Regions from separate parts of the Homo sapiens genome. Here region 1 is linked to region 2. A link is an interaction called in ENCODE POLR2A ChIA-PET data of the cell type or tissue named here. Cell type or tissue: endothelial cell of umbilical vein. All regions are shown on one strand. Links, peaks and the distances in the headings refer to the core of each region. The heading gives the core; the rest is flanking DNA. Region 1 overlaps SYT17 (synaptotagmin 17). Region 2 overlaps ITPRIPL2 (ITPRIP like 2).

Evidence for each region. ChIA-PET counts read pairs that join two places held together with the same protein. Peaks named below come from ENCODE experiments on the same cell type or tissue, not always from the same donor. Only the 100,000 strongest peaks of a DNase experiment are listed, where the experiment ranks them.
Region 1: POLR2A ChIA-PET joins it to region 2 with 5 read pairs; 4 of 35 experiments call an interaction of 5 or more read pairs at or near these places.

Annotation. Positions count from the first base shown.
Region 1 is chr16:19,221,437-19,224,354 of GRCh38, reverse strand. It overlaps SYT17 (synaptotagmin 17), which reads right to left. Exons shown (of 8, transcript NM_016524.4): 6 at 1,190-1,310. Among named protein-coding and RNA genes, the nearest start is that of SYT17, 55 kb to the right of the region's middle. In endothelial cell of umbilical vein, for the core only: a CTCF peak has its summit at 946 (motif pointing left); no DNase peak of the experiment used is centred there.
Region 2 is chr16:19,118,084-19,120,982 of GRCh38, reverse strand. ITPRIPL2 (ITPRIP like 2) reads right to left here. Exons shown (of 1, transcript NM_001034841.4): 1 at 1-2,899. Among named protein-coding and RNA genes, the nearest start is that of ITPRIPL2, 5.6 kb to the right of the region's middle. In endothelial cell of umbilical vein, for the core only: no CTCF peak of the experiment used is centred there; a DNase peak (open chromatin) is centred at 1,892; H3K4me3 peaks cover 364 bases; H3K27ac peaks cover 2,331 bases.

The sequences.
Region 1 (2,918 bases), core at 219-2,718, 100 kb before region 2:
TATCCCCTTCCTTCTTCCTTTAGCCATCTAATATTTGTTGAGCTCCTCCCATATGTCAGCATTGTGTTCATTTTACAGATAAGAAAACTGAGGACTCAAGGTGAGAAATCAGTTTTTAAAGATCTTGCTGGTGGACACAGAACCAGACTCAGAGCCTGCCCTGGATTTCTGTCTGTGGAAACCCATTATCATTTCAGTGAGCCCATAGCCCATATACAGGTGAATAGAGATGGCAGAATTATAATTCATTTTTAGATCATTTTACAGTTTACAAAGGGATTCATGTACATTATCTAATTTAATATTTGTTTAAACAACTTATCAAGATGAATACTGTTATTATGTCAGTTTTTGAGATTGAGAAATTGAGGCACATAGTGGTTAAGTAACTTCCCTAAAGCCACATCATTTGTAAGCCACATCATTTGACTCCTAAACCCTTAATGATTTTATCATACTGACTCTCCCATCGTGGTGAGTCTGAAACTCTTCAGTCTTAATACCATTGCCTCCACTGGCCCTTTCTAAGCCTCTGTTTTTATAATGTGGCTTTTGAGAATGCAAGGTGTCTTCTAGCTGTCACCTTATTGCAAAAGTAATTTATTTTAGCTACCGCACTTAGAGAAGACAATAATTCCACCACTGAGCTGAACAGATCCCTGACTACAGCTGCTTTCACAGTAATATCCTTTGCTGTCATGGAAGAAGCAACATGCAGATGGAATGGAATCTGTTCCGTTCCATTAAAAGTCATGTTTGAATGGTTTTTGCTATAATATACACACTTTAAATACAAGTCTTTTCAGAGTTGGAATTCATAAAAATTTATGGCACACATGAAATGAGCTGGCGAAAAACCTTAGGGTGTGTCCTCCACGCTCATTGATTAGAATGGATAGTCAATGCACACTATCGCCACCTGCAGGATGGCGTCTACATTGCAGGAATAGCATTTGGAAAGGCCAAGTCACTTCCTTGGGTTCAAATAGGTTTTAAGTTTCCAGTAGTTATCACAACCAGTCTCAGTCAACTCCCCAATTCCAATAGGGTTACTAAGATGGCATCATTTACCTGCCTCATCCTGAGATGAGTAATGCTCATCCAGGATACGGAAAAAGAAAACTGGGTTCTCCACACAAACACAGATGCCCCATTAATAAAGTGAGAGAAGAGGGGAATCACACGGTACCTGAACCTTGGCTCACATCTGTCTGAAGAAGTTGCTTGGCTCGAATGACATCAACATTCAGTCTGCCAGCACTTGGGAGATAATTCAGTGACAGAAGCAGCTCCCCCAGCTCCACTTCATTCTGTAGAGAAAGGAAATGATCAGGAAGTTGCCTTCTCCTTTTATTCCTTTTGCACCCACCATACAAGAAATTGATTGCAGCAGCTCACAAACAGGTTGCTGTGAGCGCATCAGTTGACAGTGGGAGCCTCTGTGTGTGACTTCTTTTCATCTCTGCCTCTAATTATTGTGGTCCATCTATCTCTGAGTTTTTTCCGCTCTTAGATCACTCAACAGCAACAACAATAACAACAAAAGCAGCAATAATTTTTTAAAAAATGCTTCACTGCCATGTACTACGCTAAGCGCTTTACATGTAATGACTAATGAGTCTGTGAGGTATTAGTATTAACTCTGTTTAACAGATGAGGAAACCGAGGCTCACAGGGTTAAATAACATGTCCAAAGCCACAGCAAGAAAGTGGTAGAGCTGGTACTTAAACCCAGGGAGGCTGATTTGGTTCCAGATACTCTGACTGCTGTTATTCTGCCATCCAATAGGATACCTGGGAGGTAGAATGCCCTGCAGAGGAACTGAGTGAGAAATCTGTTCTTAACCTGGAGTCCCCAGCAGATCCCACGCTTCTAACCTCACGATAGCAACACTCGGCACAGTGACATCCCTTGTTGAAGAGTACCCATCCCCTTGATGTCAGCTCTGTCACACTGTGGAAAATTCCCATGAACACCTAAGTGCATGACTCCATACTGCCAAAGGTACCTAGAAAACAGGAGGCCTCCCACTTCTCTGTCCCCTTTTAAAAAAAAAAGTATTGTAGAAAATTTCAGCCATATACAAAACAATAGACTAGCATAACAAATCTCCATCTATCCGTCACAAAATTGTAACAATTATCGACATTTTGCCAAATGGTATTTCACCTATATTCTGACTTGTGAAACGTTTTAGCTGAATATTTTAAACTAAGCCCTCGATATGGTGTCATTGTACCTGCATATCCTTCAGAATGCATCTTTAACTGATGAGGACATTAAAACAAGCATTTTAGTGTGGGAAATTTCCAGTCATATTCAAAACCAGACAGAAGAGTATACCCCACCATCTTCGTACCCAAACATCATTCAGCTTCAAAAATTCTCATCCCATGGTGAATCTCCCCTCACTTACACCTTCATTCAACTCCCCATATTCCTCTGAAGTAACTCCCAGTCATTATATTATTTGTAATATTTCAATATGTATCTTTAAAGGGTAACATCTCTATCTATCTATCTAACTGTCTCATCTATCTATAATCTAACCATCTATTATCTGTCAGTCATCTATTTATCTATGTCTATTATCTATCTTTATCATCTATCTTTCATCTCTATCTTTTTTGATGCCAGTCATTTCAACAAATTAATGCCAAATGCCTAGCACAATACCCAGCGGCTCTAGAACAATGCCTAGCACATAGTAGATACTCAATAAACATCTACTGACAGGGTGAACAGTCAAACCAAAAGATTCCTGTACTGAGTGAGTTAGTCCCCAAACAAACAAGAAACAATCTCGCATGTTAACTCAGAAGTTGCTAACAAACAGCCTGCAGGTGTATTTTGTTTGCCCCACATCACATTTTAACTTATAATTACTTGTTAATTATTATACAATTCAAGAATCAGG
Region 2 (2,899 bases), core at 400-2,899:
GAGGTTCATTTTCCCCACCACTGAATCATCTTCCTCCATGTAGACAGGGATGAGAAGTCAAAGTCTTCATCAAGGTCAAAAGCCACATGTTACAGAAAAAGTGACTTACTCCATAGAGGTTACATGAGATGCTCTGGAAGCACTTAGGTTAATTCCTTCACAGTGTTTGCTAGGATGTCAATTTTGGTGGAGCTGCTGAGTCAGAAAATGATAGAGGCCGGCCGCGGTGGCTCACTCACACCTGTAATCCCTGCACTTTGGGAGGCCGAGGCAGGTAGATCACCTGAGGTCAGGAGTTCGAGACCAGCCTGGCCAACATGATGAAACCCCATCTCTACTAAAAAAAAAAAAAAAAAATATATATATATATATATATATATTAGCCAGGCGTGGTGGCAGGTGCCTGTAATCCCAGCTACTCGGGAGGCTAAGGCCCAAGAATCACTTGAACCTGGGAGGAGGAGATTGCAGTGAGCCAAGATCATCCCACCGCACCCCAGCCTGTAAAACAAGAGCAAAACTCTGTCTCGAAAAAAAAAAAAAAAGAAAAGAAAATGATAGAAACATTCAGGGGTGAAGTCTGATCAGAACGACGCTTTTAGGCCAGGTGTGGTGGCTCGCGCCTATAATCCCAACACTTTGGGAGGCCGAGGTGGGAGGATGGCTTGAGTCCAGTAGTTCAAGACCAGCCTGGGCAACATAGGGAGACCCTGACTCTACAAATAATTTAAAAATTCGCTGGGTGTAGTGGCACATACCTGTGGTCCCAGCTAGTTGGGAGGCCGAGGCAGGAGGATCGCTTGAGCCCAGGAGGTCAAGGCTGCAATGAGCTGCAATCTTGCCACTGCACTCCAGCCTGGGCAACAGACTGAGACCCTGTCTCAAAAAACAAAAACAAAAACCTGTGTTCTTGGTAGTTGAAATGGTATGAGCCTAAGAAGCTTGCACCCCAAATCTAGCCACCAATCATCCCTGTAAAGGCACGAGCTAGGATACCACTAACCCCCCAAAATTAATTTAAATGTAAGAATAAAATACAAAGAAACAAGTTATTCTGCAATCCTTCTGATTACTCATCTGCAAACTCCGACAGAGCAAAGAAGTTTACCCCAAATCACCAGGAAGGAAATGCCAAAAACTGGCCCTAAGTGGTTTGATGTAGGATCTGACTCAAAAAGAGCAGCTTCGAGATCAAGTGTCCTCCTGGGAACTGTGAGTTAAGTGTTATCTATGGCTGTGTTAACTTTTTTTTTTTTCTTCTACAATAAAGCTTAACTCTGAGAGATAAAGATGACTTCAAATATCACGCCCCCAAGTATATATAACACTACCATATCCAAAACAAAAAATATGACTGTATACATACTCAGGGTGTTAACTACGTAAGGCAGTGGTCGCAAACTGGTGGCCCCCAGGCTCAAACAAATGTTTGGCCCACATGGTGTTTTGGACATTTTTTTAATTACTTGTTTAAAAATCATCAAGTTTCACTTTAAAAAAAAAAAACCTGATTTCCAGCTTGTTGCCCCATTTTTTTCTGCATGGCTGAGCAATGGCCCCCTCTTTAAAGGTGGGCACAGCTTCCCCCCCACCTCCCACCCCTGTTTCTACAGGCTGCTGAGTTTGCGACCCCTGGTTGGAAATAGCACTAAAAACATGTTTCCTAACCCAAACCTCTCTCACACCCTCACGCCATTTTCACTTCATTTCCCCTTCCCTCTCTTGCTTCACTTTCATCTTAAGTCCTCCTTCCCCAGGTCTTTGGATTTCTCTTGGTTCACTCGAATTCTCCTTTCTTTCAGCTTCAGTTTCATTTTGCAAAAAACATCTCCGCTCAGCCCACGATCATTCCAGGAAGGCTCCCAAGACTGGTCAGTGGGAGTTACCAAAGGGTGTCTCGCCACAAAATGACTGAGTCATCTTCCCCAGAAACATTTTCCTCCAGCACTGGCTGGACAACTAATTTTTTCTTTTTGCTGTTGTTACTGTGGAACTTCTTGCATGAGAATATTTGCATATATGAATCTCCAGTACCAAGCATACACCAAAAATGTGTACATTTCAGATGAAGGACATAACAGAGCCCTAATAAAATACAGAATTGAGCTTAATTTAACTGTCTTGGGCAACCATCATGCCTGGCTAATATGCCATATTATTTCCGTTGTACACAGTACATGTTTTGGTTTACTAAACATTGATCAAAATTGATCGAAATCTCTAAGTTTTGGTTACCATGTACAGAGAACAATTGCTCAGCATGGCATTTAAATAAAACAGTAATATTTTAAAAATTCACAAATACAATGCACAATTTATTTTAAAAAAATAAAATTTAAAAACCTTGAGGATGGATGAGGCTTTGGGTAATTAACCTGAAAAACAAAACTAACAAAAAACTACAAGAACAGTATGTTACCAGATTTATACTTTAAAACACTATTAAAAGAGGAACTCACTGACACTGCTAGAAATATTTCTAAAATTCAGCTTTTTAAAGCTTTTTTTTTTTTTTTTTGAGACGGAGTCTCGCTCGGTCACCCAGGCTGGAGTGCAGTGGTGTGATCTTGGCTCTCTGCAACCTTCACCTCCCGGGTTCAAGTGATTCTCCTGCCTTAGCCTCCCGAGTATCTGGGATTACAGGCGCCCGCCACCACGCCCAGCTAATTTTTGTATTTTTTAGTAGAGACAGAGTTTCACTATGTTGGCTAGGCTGGTCTTGAACTCCTGACCTCAGGTGATCCGCCCACCTCGCCTCCCAAAGTGCTGGGATTACAGGCGTGAGCCACCACGCCCAGCCTTAAAGCTTTATAATCCTTCCAACCCTTGATGTCCCCCACTGTAGTAAACAATGAGTACAGAGGAAGTTGTGGTTGAGTATGGAAATATATATATATAT